Regions from separate parts of the Homo sapiens genome. Here region 2 is linked to region 1. Evidence: chromatin loops called from intact Hi-C (ENCODE). Cell type or tissue: PC-9. All regions are shown on one strand. Each heading gives the region's core, and the rest is flanking DNA. Links, peaks and the distances in the headings are about the cores only.

The links. Hi-C counts contacts between places; a loop is a spot of excess contacts. Peaks named below come from ENCODE experiments on the same cell type or tissue, not always from the same donor. Only the 100,000 strongest peaks of a DNase experiment are listed, where the experiment ranks them.
Region 2: it touches region 1 in a loop (1.8-fold over the local background); 3 of 110 quality-filtered maps call a loop at or near these places.

What each region holds. Positions count from the first base shown.
Region 1 is chr18:44,824,194-44,830,806 of GRCh38, forward strand. The region is part of intron 2 of SETBP1 (SET binding protein 1); the gene reads left to right. Among named protein-coding and RNA genes, the nearest start is that of MIR4319, 140 kb to the right of the region's middle. RefSeq lists an enhancer at 1,327-3,731. In PC-9, for the core only: no CTCF peak of the experiment used is centred there; a DNase peak (open chromatin) is centred at 2,488; H3K27ac peaks cover 1,174 bases.
Region 2 is chr18:44,759,062-44,765,674 of GRCh38, forward strand. The region is part of intron 2 of SETBP1 (SET binding protein 1); the gene reads left to right. Among named protein-coding and RNA genes, the nearest start is that of SETBP1, 81 kb to the left of the region's middle. RefSeq lists an enhancer at 286-595. In PC-9, for the core only: no CTCF peak of the experiment used is centred there; a DNase peak (open chromatin) is centred at 2,970; H3K4me3 peaks cover 329 bases; H3K27ac peaks cover 1,414 bases.

The DNA of each region.
Region 1 (6,613 bases), core at 1,519-4,018:
TGCAGCTCTCTTCTGCTGCTTCTCTGCAAAGTTCAACCATCCTTCAGAGCTCATCTCAAGCTACCCTTCCTTGAGCCCACCCAACAGTGCACCCTGCCTCTGAGAGTTCGGTGGTGCCCATCTAGTCTCTAGCACTCTACCCTGATACCTGCTTATTTACTGCACATAACATGGGATCTATATAGGGTTTTGTATGATTCACTTGGGTTATTGAATGTGGCATATGTGTATATCTCACTCGATTCTATTCTCTCTGTGGTAAGGGTCCACATTAAAATTTATTCATAATTTTAACAATATCACCTCACTAACCCAGTTCTTGCATAAAGTAAATGCTCCAAAGGTATTTGCTGATGGATTTCCTGATTGCGCCTCTATATTTCTGACGGTGTAACATAACACTGCCAGAGGTGTGTATCTTTCATTTTAAAAGACCCATTAATATTCAACATTAGCAGAATAATTTTCTAAATGACAAGTTACAACCTTTTGGCTGTCTCCTCTTTTTCTTTTCCCCAGGGAATTGCCCTTTTAATGCAATTGAAAAAAAGAAGGGGATGGGAAGAGAAGGAAAATGGAGGGCAGAAGAAAGAGAGCAATAGGAAGGGAAGGAAGTGGTGATTGCCTAGGGAAGCAGATGAAGAAAGGGAGTGGGTCATCGTAGCAAGTAGGTAAGGGAGGGAAATCCTGAAGCAGGAAGATAAAGGAGCAAAGTCTTGGTCTTGCTGCAGCCATGGCGACTGCTCCTCTCCTGCTCTTACTTGGAGTAGCTGCTTCCCACCTCTGCTCCCGGTAGAGTGGAGTGCAGATTCTCCTGCACATTATTCACCTAAACATATAGAGTTACTTTTTTCACTTCTGCTTAGGAACTTGCTGTATCTTATTCTGCTCTATCCCCACCTGGGGGCATTAAGGTTAATGTTTCAAGTTATGGTGCTAGACTTGGAGTTAGACTGGGATAGATCTTAGAGTTATGTCTTGCCTGTTTCCAAGGGAATTTCAGAGGTTTACAAGTGTAATAAAAATTCAGCAATTAGGGGGAAAGCAAAGCAGAGATTATCTAAAAGGACTGGGAGCTACCTGGCTCCTTCAAGGCTCTGATCTTTTACATGGAGGACTGATGTGGGCTGTGTTTGCTGGAAGCCAGAAAGAGAAGGGATCCATCTTATATGACAGTTTTTGTTTAACCGAGAGCACAGGTTTATCTATCAGAATATTTTTTCATCCAGTGAAAAAGGCACACAATTTTTCTAAAAGTATCTTTAAAAAAGAATTGTCTCTTATATAGTAGATAATATTTTTTAAGAGCAGTTTTAAAAAAGACAAAGGCTTTCAAACTGCCCCTCTTGAAATGTAAAGGATATAATGTTAAATTGGATATCCAAGAAAACATTTATAAAGTAAAATTAGATAATGTGGTTTATCAACATTGGGACAATCTTCACCTGACCTTTGTATTCCAAGATAGTTTTGATGAGAAAGGAGAAAAGTAGTTTTATGGATGATGCAGATTTCTTGATGCAGAATTAATGGATAGTACAAATAAAAATACTAGAATAATAATAATGTCCTTGTCTTTGCCGGGAGCTCTTCATTCAGTCTTTCTTTTATTTCTCAAAGTTTACTGTAGCAGCAGAGTAGTGCGGAATAAGTATGGTCCTTGGTATTACAAGACCTGAGTTCAGTTCCCAACACTGTCACCTACTAACTGTGTGATACAGGATAAGGGAACTAATCTCTCTACACCTCGATTTTCTCATCTGCTAATAAAGAGTGACTAGTACCTTGATGTTTCAAGAGTTAAATGCATAAGCAAACGACTTGCATAATACCTGGAATTTAGTAGGTTCTCAATAAATATTAGATGAATCTTTTTGTAACTAAATGTGATTGAAAATGTCATGTCGTCTCTCAAGGAAGGTCAACAGAGGCCAATAGAGTTCAAAGGAAAGTTCTAGTGTAATGATTTTCATTGGTTCAAAATATACTTGGTCCTTTGGAGGTTCACTGTGGTTGCCTTTCTCATTCATTGGGGCAAAGAAATGGGTGGCAAAGAGGTATGGAAAGACCCTCTTGCCCTTTCACCCCTTTTTCGCCTCTCCTGCCTCTCTCCACCTCCGTCAGTCCCTGGCCCTCGCACAAAAGCTCATTGCATTCAGCTCTTTGGTGGCTTTGTACCTGTTGGGTCTGCCCCCATCTAGGGCCCCTTTTTGGCCTTTCTTTTTTTCTCTCTCAAAAGACCCCAAGGGGGTTCCAGGGCCCAGTGGCTGGGCTCCCAGGTTGCCTCACAGAGAAGGTGTTGTTCAGCAGAAAGGCATGTGGAGTCCCAGGGTGAGAGAGTTGGGGGCATTATCAATCATGAGCTGCTAAAAGCCAGGAGAGAGACGGGAGAGCTAGCAAGAGCAGGGAGGACTGAATTGAAGTGGAGGATTTTTTTTTTCCTGTTCCTGTTGTTGTCGTTGTTGAAGGGAGCGTTCTTGGACATCTGCCCAGACACATGCTGAGTTAAAGAAGCAGCAGGATAAATTCTTAAAGAATGAATTGGGAGAGGGGAAGGAGCTGCGGGTGGGGAGGAGTAGTGAAAAGGAACCAAGGAATGATTCCAACCCCCAAACAAAGGAGGCCCCTGCAGACCAGACCAGCCTCAGCCTGGCCCTTCTGTGGTTCAAACATTGGTTTGTTTAGCACATAATCCAGGAACACCAAGGATCCTTAATAGCTGCTTTGGGCCCACAAAAGGGCCACAGAGGGAAACTACAGTTTCTTGAGCTTTCTTCTTTATATCCAATGCAGGCTAAGAATGCCATGGGAGAGCTTCTCTCCCTCACTTGATTGGCCCCAGAAATGCTTACTGAAGTACCTCAGTTCATGATGCAATCAGTGTGGTAGCATAAGCATAGGGCTCACTAGTGGTGATGACATGTTCTATTTGATGACAAATGTCTTTTTCTTTTTAAAGAAAAGAAACTTGTAAAAAAATGCTCTCCTAGATTCTATGGTAGGAAATCAGGGAGCTTCTAATTAAGGAACTTCCCAATATAGTTTCCGAAAGAAAAATAAGCAAAACAAAAACAAAAGCTTGTGACGATGGTGGGACAGTTGGATTCTAACTGCATCCCCTTCCTCACTAGACTAGAATTGCCCATAGACGTGTCATTAGAGACACGCTTGTGTTATTCAGTTCATTCTCTTTGCTCTAAATTTCTTAATAGAAATTATATTGATTGTTGTTCTTAGACTTTGGAATAGGTCGGTTCTGAATATTGAGCTGACATGTCAGACAGCCCCCATGATAGCTCATTCACTCATTTCTTCATTGCAACATATACATCTTCACTATCAAATGTATATCATTGACGGTCTTTTGTGGTTTGCCCCTATGCTAGGGTTTGGGAAGATGCAGGTATATTGGGCCTTAGCCTTATCAATCAAACCATGGAGGACTGGCATTTTCAGCTAGAGTTAACAAACCTTATTCTTCTTGGGTGAGGAAGTTCATACCAAAAGAGAAACTGCATACTTTATAGAAACATTAGGCGATCAAAGCATTATAGTCAAAATATAGTCTCTGAAAATGGCACAGGTTTAGTATTGTACACTCTGCACGTGCCACATTTGTTGACCCTGTTAAGCCTTCAACCAGCTCTGCCATGGGTACCCACACTTTCCCTGTAGTTCCCTAGGTGGGAAATGAAGAAAAGTAAGAAAAGCAAAATATGGCCAACCAGTGCCTATTCAAGCCTAGTCATGCTCAGAACCTTTTATTGATGATCTGAAATTAAGAAAGGTGGTAACACTGCTGTCCAAAGCAAGAGAGATTAAGAGACTAGCTTTTCAAAACACAAACTTGACTTTATTATACATTCACATAAATGTATTCACTTCTCAAAGTGTTCTTCTCGTGACACTATGCACTTAATATTGCCATTGTTCAAACTATGATTGAAATGTCCCTTTGTTGTCTTCAAGTCACTGGTTTAAAAAAAAAAGATCAGCACAGTGGTCTCTAATTTATGTAGCTGATTGTTCTTGACAGGGCCCCAGGGATCTCCAGTTAGGAAGTTCCGTTATGTTGAAATGCGGTGAAACAGGTTATCCATGGCCTTGTCACATGGCAATGAAAACAAAGGGACTCAGGATCTGTGAGCTGCCACATGTGCTGTCTTGACAGCTCTGGCAATGGTTCTTGAACCATCAGTCATTATTCAATGTAGTAGATGAAAATTCAGATACTACTGAACTTGATGTCTCTTTGAATATGGTGATTTCAGGGGCAGCTGAGGGAATGAGATATTTTTTATCTATTCCAATCTGTTTTAAATTATTTTGAAAATTATTTCTTGAACATTGACTGTTTTTCCTATCCTGTATAATATGAAGGGTCGTACAGAAAGGGGGTGGATGATGGAAGGAGAGACAAAAAGAGAAGAAGCTTCTGCTGACTTGTGCTTTGTATCTACAGGGCTGCTGTGGAGGAAATTGTGTTCCCTTCCACCCAAATGTAGACAATGAAGCCCTAACTCCCAATGTGACTGTATTCAGAGTGAAAAAGTAATTGCGGTTAAGTAAGGTTATAAGGGTGGAACCCTGAGCTGATAGGATTAGTGCATTTATTAGAAGAGACACTACAGAACTCATTTGCTTTCTCTCCACCATGTGAGGACACAGGGAGAAGGCAGCTGTCTGCAAGCTAGGAAAAGAGCTCTCAGCAGACACTACACCCTGCTATAATCTTGATCTTGGACTTTCCAGCCTTTAAAACTAGGAGAAAATAAATTTCTGTTGTTTTAGCCACCCAGTCTGTGGTATTTTGTTAAGTAGCTCATGCTAAGACAAGACATTTTTCTGGTTACATCTACCAGATAAATGGAAAAGAGTGAAAAACAGTGAAAGTTTCCTTCCCAATTCCCTAAGGTCAATCTCCATTTAATGGTGGGAGTGACTTAGAGTGAAGAGAAATGGTTCCCACTACAAGCCCTGTTTGGGTCCATGTGGGTTTTCTGAATCCGCAGATTAGACGTTAAAGTGTTATTATAAACTTGGTTGTTGGTGTACCTTCTTGTTTCTCAAGATTGCAAGCTCAGAACATCGTATACATGTTACTGATCTGCCCTATTGCATTGACGCCTGTGAATAATTTTTTTTGGTCAAGTATAATTCTATTGAAAAGACGAAATTTTGCTGATAAAGTGTATCTAAACTGAGTTTATTTAGACTTGTAAGTCAGCTGAACAACGGAAAATACTTAAATGTTTTTTGAAAAAATAAACTGCTTAAGATGAATAAAAATTAGTAAAATGAAATCCTGAGTCTAGTTATATCCTGGTTTCCATCAAGAAGAAGGCCGACCATGATCAGTTCTGTTTCGGCAACATGACATTTTTAATCTCAACTCATCATTAGGCACCTACTGTGTGTCTGCTATTTTGCTCATAAAAAATGTGGGAAAGGAACCTTATAGTAGAAATTAGTGGTCTGGTGCAAATAAGATTTCTAAAAATCAAATCAGGATGAAATTCTATAACGGAGGGGCAAAGCGGTCAGTTGATTGAGTCCTTGTCTTTAATCTCTTTGATGTGGCACAGTCCCACTTATAAAATTTGGCCATGCTCAAGGCCAGATTGTTGTCAAAGTATATTTTGCATGTCTCAGATCCTTCTACGTATCCACATTATTTACCATTGCCTAACCCTTCTTGTCAGGGGGAAAATGAGACTTGATGGGTTCTAAATAACTTAATGTGAATCAGTATAAAATAGTATTCTTGAGGTCTTTTTCTCATGAAGGAGAGAACACACTATGATATAATGTCATACTTTCCAAATGGTTTACACAGAGGCACTCATTCCTCTGCATGTTAGTAAAAATTATATTGTAAAAAATTTAAGTAGGTAAATAAGTTTGGGGAAAAAAACTAAATAATTGGGTTCTTGATGGTAGAACTTATTGGAATCTTTAATAGTGTACTAATCTTCATTGAGAATCCACAAAAGGGAGAAGAGGGGAGGTGATGTAATCCACACAGCATTTTCCAAACTAATTTGACCATGGGACGTTTATTTTGACCCAAAGTCAGAAAGGACCAGCATTTTACTGAACACAGTCTCTTTGGGAAGTGCTGCTGCAGTTTAAAAACTAAATTCTTGTGCAAAACAGTGACCTTATGTAAGGTGGTATTTTACTCAACCATACAATTTGAGGACTGGCCTAGAAGATCTCAAAGGCTCTTTCCAGAATGTAATTTTACACATCTTTTATTATAAAATCTTGGCAGCATCTCTAAAGGGAGAATTTCAGGCTAAGGGAAGATGTGTAGGGGAGATGTTTGGAAGTCCTCTAATTGCACTGAGGAGTTTCCTGTCTCTTTTTTGCCTATACGAAGGGTGTTTCTGCTTATTTGATTGTGCAGTGCAAACTTTTGGGATTTGATCAGATGGAAGCTGGGTGGGACAGCTCTCAGAGAGCAGAGTTACTAGGGATACTGTTCTGCTTCCTTGGCCAGAATACAATTTTATTCTCATCCTCTGTAAACAGTGAATACAGGAAAACCACACACAAGTTTTAAACATTCTGTTGCACGAAGACTGAAGGTTACTGTATACTATTTGGGGGA
Region 2 (6,613 bases), core at 1,645-4,144, 65 kb before region 1:
AAATTGGAGAACCATCATTTTTATTCCCTTAGTTCATAATTGGTGAGTCAGTTTTTTTGTGATGTGGCAAGGGGAAAATATTTCAGTTATCAAAATGTGCTGCTGTGGGGGTTAGATGTGCTTTTACAGGGCATGGGATGGTGGCAGCCTCTCGATTTTACCCATAGTGGTCCATGAGCCGTGAGCACTGTCTTCCTGTTTTATATCAGGAGGTATGTTTTCAATCAGCAGACCTTTATGGCTCTGCAGTTGCCCCCAAGAATTGTGGCGTCTGCGAAGCTTTCCTGCGAAGGTGATACGTTCAACATGTAAAGCATAATCCCTCCCTGAAACCTTAAATTATCTAAACTGAAAGAGCTTTCCGGGTCTAACTGGCTTTTCTCAGTGAGGTGGATTGTTTTCATTTGCTTCATTTCTCCTCTTTTGGCCTTTGAGCTGACTCTTGTCAGTTTCGTTCCTATTTAAAGTTAGTTTCACCTTTCAGTTCCCTCCTCCATCTTAGCCTTACAGAGTTTCAGTTCCCCAAACAGTGTGTGTGGGGTGAGCTGGGGAGAGAAGCTTTATAATTCAGTCTAAAATAAAAAGATTTCCCTGAAATATTGCAAAGATATTGGACAATGAGAGAAAGGCAATTTGATTGAAGAACTAATCTAGCACATTTTATGATGTTAGGCAAGTCACTCATGGCAAATCTTTGAGCCTCACATTCCTGTGCTGTATGCAATGGCTTTAAACTAGATTTTAGTTCTCAATTCTGGCTGCATGTTGGAATCACTAGGAAATTTTAAAAGCAGCAACCAAAAAACTCCAAAAAACTGACGTCTGCATCCTATCCTGTACCAATTAAACCAGAAAATCAAGAGGTGATTTTTAGGTATTTCTTTCAAGCTCCCCAGGTGATTTGTATGTGTGGCCAGGTTGGGAACTTCTGGCCTGCATGCTTGTGGAGAACCTGGGCTCCTTCTCAGCTGAGCATTGTCAGGAGTTGTGGTGGTGGAGGCTCTTGTTACAATAGCTGTAACAGTACTAGGGTAATACATGTCCCTGACTGGTGGTTCCATTTCCTATCAGACCTTTGCTTAGCTTGGTAAACACTGTTGCTGAAACAGACCTTATTTTAAAGGTGGCCATATAGAATATTTTCACCTTTAACTTCTCACTACTTCCTTGTTGAGATAGAGGCCTCCTCTCATCAGGTCTCAGACATCTCTCTCTGGATGGGGAAGGGAGGAAGCTGGTTTACGTGGGTGCACTGCAGAGGCCTGAAATGTGTCTGTACTTGAAGATGCTCAGCTTAACCTATAAATTATCAGCCAGGACCTGTTTAGAAGCCCAGTTCTGCCTTGGTTACCCAAGATCTCAATGCAGCAGTGGCCAGCAAAAGCCAAATCTGAAATCTTGGTCAACTGACCTTATTTCTGTCATCAAAGGAAGGAGTGAGGCTTTGACTGAAGCCCAGTGCATTTTATTACCTTTAAGTTTAAATGCTTATTCAGAACCATTCTGGCTGACACACCTCCTCTTTCCTTTTCCTTCTCTCTTCTCTCTAGCCCCTGCCAATCCAAACATGACAGAAGCACAAAATCAAATTCAAATTTCAAGTGTAGTGTGCGATAACAATACATTTTTCAGTTATTTTGCAATCACTAGACCTAGAATTTGATTTTTTTATAAGATGGGTATGGAAATAGAGGGAGGTGTATATACTGTTTTTTAACTCGCAGTAAAATATATTTAAATAGCATCGAATGGTGATTTCCACCATGCCATCTTCAGTTTGAGAAATAAAGGACATACAAAAAGAAGGAAGGAATCTTAAATAAGATTTAAGTTATGTTTATGATATCAAAGACATTTCAATCCTTTGCATATGGCTGATTAATGTGACATAGTATCTGTTGCCCATAATGTCTTTCATATTGAAATGATTATAAAAATGGTTACAACATTTGTATCTACTGTGTACCAGAGATTGACTTAGAACTTTTACATTGAGGTCATCTTTAATTCTCACCACAAAATCAGCCGTGCTACTTTATTTATTTTTAAAGCATGTTTTATTTATTTTTAAAAAATTTATAATTGACATAATAATTTTACGTATTTCTAGGGTATAATGTGGGTTTTCAATGGATATATATGTAGTGTAATGATCAAATTGAGGTAATTACCATATACATTACATTAAACATTTATCATTTCTGGTGACAGCATTCAAAATTTTCTTTTCTAGCTATCTTGAACTATACACTTCATTGTTATTTGCTATAATCACCCTACAGTGTAATAGAATACCACAACTTATTCTTTCTATCTGACTATAACTTTGTACCCATTGGCCAACCTTTACTGGTCCCCTCTCCCACATTTTAATTTTACTGATAAATAAAACTAAATAAAAACTGAGGGTTAGCAAGCTTACAAAGCTTGCCCAGGGTCATACATGATAGATCATAGCACAGCTAGATCAGTCCATGTTGATCCTAACATTCTTTACAGCACCCTACTAATCCTGAAGAATTGACTACAGTTCCTTATCAAGAGAATGTCCTCTTGAGTAAGGGCAGCCATAGATTACAGTGCTCTTATTGGATCTATGTTGTTATGTCAGTGTATTTCTTAAGACAACCTACTATATTTTTGTTAGAGATTTATGCCATACACATATTGCTTTTGAATGGACCTTTGGTAATCATTGTTGTATATGAGCCTCGTGATAACCAAAGGAATTAGGCAGAACAATTGTTTTTCTTTCCTTTTTCCTGCTAAGGGGAGAAAATCAAGGCAAGGAGAAATCAGTTGCCTTGTTTATAGGTTTTTTGATGTCCGAGCCAGGGCCTGGACTCAGGCCTTCTGACTCCTGCTCCAGTGGTCCTTCCATGACTTGTGACTCGTGGTAGGTCTTTGTGCATGACCTGGCCCCATTGTTGTACCCTGGCTGACCCTGGCCATCTAAATGCACAGAGGGTGCTATATTAGGACCGTTATGTAATGAACTGGGCCAGCTGGCCAGACTGGTCTTTCAAGGTTTACCTCTCCCTTTGGCCAATTGACAGTTCTACCAAGCTTCTAAACACTTTTTTTTTTTTCTTTTTCCTGCTTCAGGCTTTCCTGACTTCTTTTCCCAGTTCTGGAGTGCTCTCCCTGGAGTTATCACTCTAGCAAATTCTTCCAGTTCTTTAGGCCCAGCCCAGAACACACCTCTTCAGGAGCTCTTCCTTGACAGCAGCCTGTTCTTGGTATTACCCTAGGCCCTGAGTTCTTAAGATATTGTTATCTGGACTGTACAACCCATTAAGCAAGTTGCACATACAGGTTTACATTTTGTTCAGATCTTCAAGTACATGTAAAGCTAGAGGTATTTGTCCATTCTTTTCTGTGTCCCAGGTATGGAGGTAGAGGTGGGAGTGGTGCTAGCATAGTTCTAAGCACGCAGTGCTTAGAGCAGATAACCATTGACTTGTCTCTTGTTTACTATATAGTATTATCTCAATGGTTGACAGGGTATATTGTGAAGCAGAAAGGGAAGATGTAATTATTTTTCAAACAGATATGGGTCAAGAGTTTCCCATTGAGGCTGGGAATGTGGGAGTGGTACCCAGGGAAGGAAAGGCAATGCAAGCCCATGTCTGGGGTGAAAAAGCCAAGTCCTTCAAAGTATATTTAACAGTTCCGTCACCATCAATGATTAGCATTGGCAGAAAAAGGAACAGCCATTTCTAAAGTGAATCTAAGTGTCAGAATTTAAAGGTCCTGAACTGAACTCAACTATTGACTTGCTTTTAGCTCTTAAGTTAGATCATTCTTTTTATGAGTTATTCATTCATTCTCTAAATAGTAACAGAGTATTTATTTGGTGTAAGGCATGGTGTCAAGTATTACATAGAATAAAGACTTGGTAAAGATTTAGTGCCTGTCATCCAAAAGATATCATTAGCAGGAGGCAAACACTAATATGTATATAATAAGTGCTATATGAGCAGCACAAAGACAAGACAGAAATTATTCTAGACTTTGAAGAGACCTCATTTACAGAAGTCTTCACTGATGAATTTAACTGGGCCTAAAAATTAAATAGAGATAGGGAGGGAAGCATGCCAGTCCATAAGTAAAACATCATTCCAGGTGTTGAGGGAACAATGAGTAACTACAGAGGCTGGAGTAAATAGTTGAAGTTATGAAATAGTAGGTCATAGAAGACGTTAAATGCAAGGTCATGGAAGTCAAACTTTGATGGGCAGAGGGGATATGTTAATGGTACAAACCAATGTGGCATAGAATCGAAGGAAATAATTCAAATTCGTGTCCCGGTGTCTTCACCTCTACAATAAGAAAAGGTAAACTGATCACTCCCTCTAGGCTTCCTGGCATGTGGTGAGAAACAGAGAGGCAATTGACATCAAGGTGTTTGCGTGTCTGGTGAAAGGAAGCACCACCAGCCACAGCATGGAGCTGCGTTGTTTGCAGTTGATGTTTACTGTATTGACTCTCTAAACTCCCACTGTGAACATTTTGGAAACTCAAGAGAGATAGTAAATGGCAATGGTCATTTAAAGCTATGAAACGCTTTCTCCGGTACTCTTCTAATTATGCTGAAAGCCAAAATTTAAATAATCTTTGGAGAGATATCCCTACGCTTCTGATAACATTAATTACTGACTGACCTCACAGTCTCATTTGACATATTAATCCTTTCCTCCTTTTTAAAATATGTTTCCCTTGGCTTCTGGGACACCGCTCTTTATTCTCTCCATAGCTCACTGGTTGTTCCTTTTCTGAATCCTTTGCTGGTCCCTCTTTATCTCCCTGACCTCTAAACATTGGAGTGCCTCAGGGCTCAGTTCTCCACCCTCTTCTCTTCTCTGTCCTTTCTCATGGCATTAAATATCATTTACACACATAGAACACCAAATGTTTATCTATACCCTGGACCTAACAGCTGGACTCCAAACTAATATCCGTTGTGTTTTCCACATAGTAGCTAGAGTAATCATTTAAACCATCAGTCAAATTAGGATGCTCCTGTGCTCCAAACCCTCCCATGGCTCCCCATTTCATTTTGTGCAAAAGTGAACTCTTGGCAATGGCCTGCGGAGTCCTGCATGACCTGGTCCGTTAGCTGTTGGCCTTGTTTCACTGTGTTCCACCTTACTGAATACTCTAAACCAAAATCTGTCTCAAGCACTTGGCTTTTGCCATTTCTTCTGCCTGTAAGATTCTCCCCCAGACACCTGCAGTACTTGCCCCTGATTCCTCTGCTTATGTATCCATTCGTTATCCATGATGTTTCTCCTGACTATCCTGTAAAAACTCACAGATCTCTCCCCTTCTAACTACCTCTGTTGTTGTTGTTGTTGGCTGTCCTCCTTCTTCTTCTTCTTCCTTCTTTCTTCTTCTTTCTTCGTTCTTCTTCTTTCTTCTTCTTCTTCTTGGCAGAGCCTTGCTCTGTCACCCAGGCTGGAGTGCAGTGGTGCGATCTCGGCTCATTGCAAGCTCCGCCTCCTGGGTTCAAGCAATTCTCCTGCCTCAGCCTCCTGATTAGCTGGGACTTACAGGCACCTGCCACCATGCCTGGCTAATTTTTTGTATTTTTAGTAGAGACGGGGTTTCACCATGTTAGTGAGGATGGCCTCGCTCCCTGACCTTGTGATCTGACTGCCTTGGCCTCCCAAAGTGCTGGGATTACAGGTGTGAGCCACCGCGCCCGGCCATCTCTGTTCTTAACCTGCCTTATTTTTAGCATTTATCTGTAAATGCATACTACATATTTTACTTGCTTATTTGTTTATTACCTGCCATGCTGTGCTAGAGTGGAAGCTTTTTGAGGGCAGGGACTTTGCTCTGCTCACATTGTGTCCTTGTGCCTAGAACATAGTGCCTGGCACAGAGTGCATGTTCAACAAATATTTGTAAAATGATTTGTGAAGTAATCCCCTCTAAAAATAGAACTCAGAAGAGACAGTCAGGGTTAGGATCTAGCCCAGGATGAACTTTGTTAAAGGCCACAGCAAAGGAAAGCCCTTAAGTTGGAAGCCTTGGGTTGAGACCAGGTTTTGCCGCAAACAAGCTCCGTGTTACGAAATTCACCTAGAGCTCACAAACCACACTTTCCTTGTGTGTTGAATGGGTGCTGATATCTTGCCTATAAGATAGAAGTGAAGATCAATTGAGTAGGTAGATGTACCTTTCCCTCTGTAGGAAAAAAAAAAAGCAGATTTGGTTCCTCTTCTTTCCTTGCAGAAGGAAAGAAGTTTTCCCATTGGTTTTGTTTCTCTCTCTTTGGAACAAGATAGCGACACGAGGGTTTTGTTGTTATTGTTGTTTCCAGCTTTAAGCAGGCATTTTGTGGGTGGATATGAAGGCATTTGGTTTTATTTTGGTGATGGTTTCTAATTTTATCTTCTCTTGTTTATGTAGGTTTTTTGTTTTGTTTTAATGTGATAAATGGCCAGCAACTTCTCTGAGCCCTGTGGAAATGGTATCCAGGCTACGGAATAATTATTTAGTGAATGGCGGATCCAGTTTATGTTGGCACAGATCAAATTAATCATTATTAATCATGCCCCAATGACAGTAACCTCATCCCTTGCAGAAGTGCTATTCTTTATTAAGC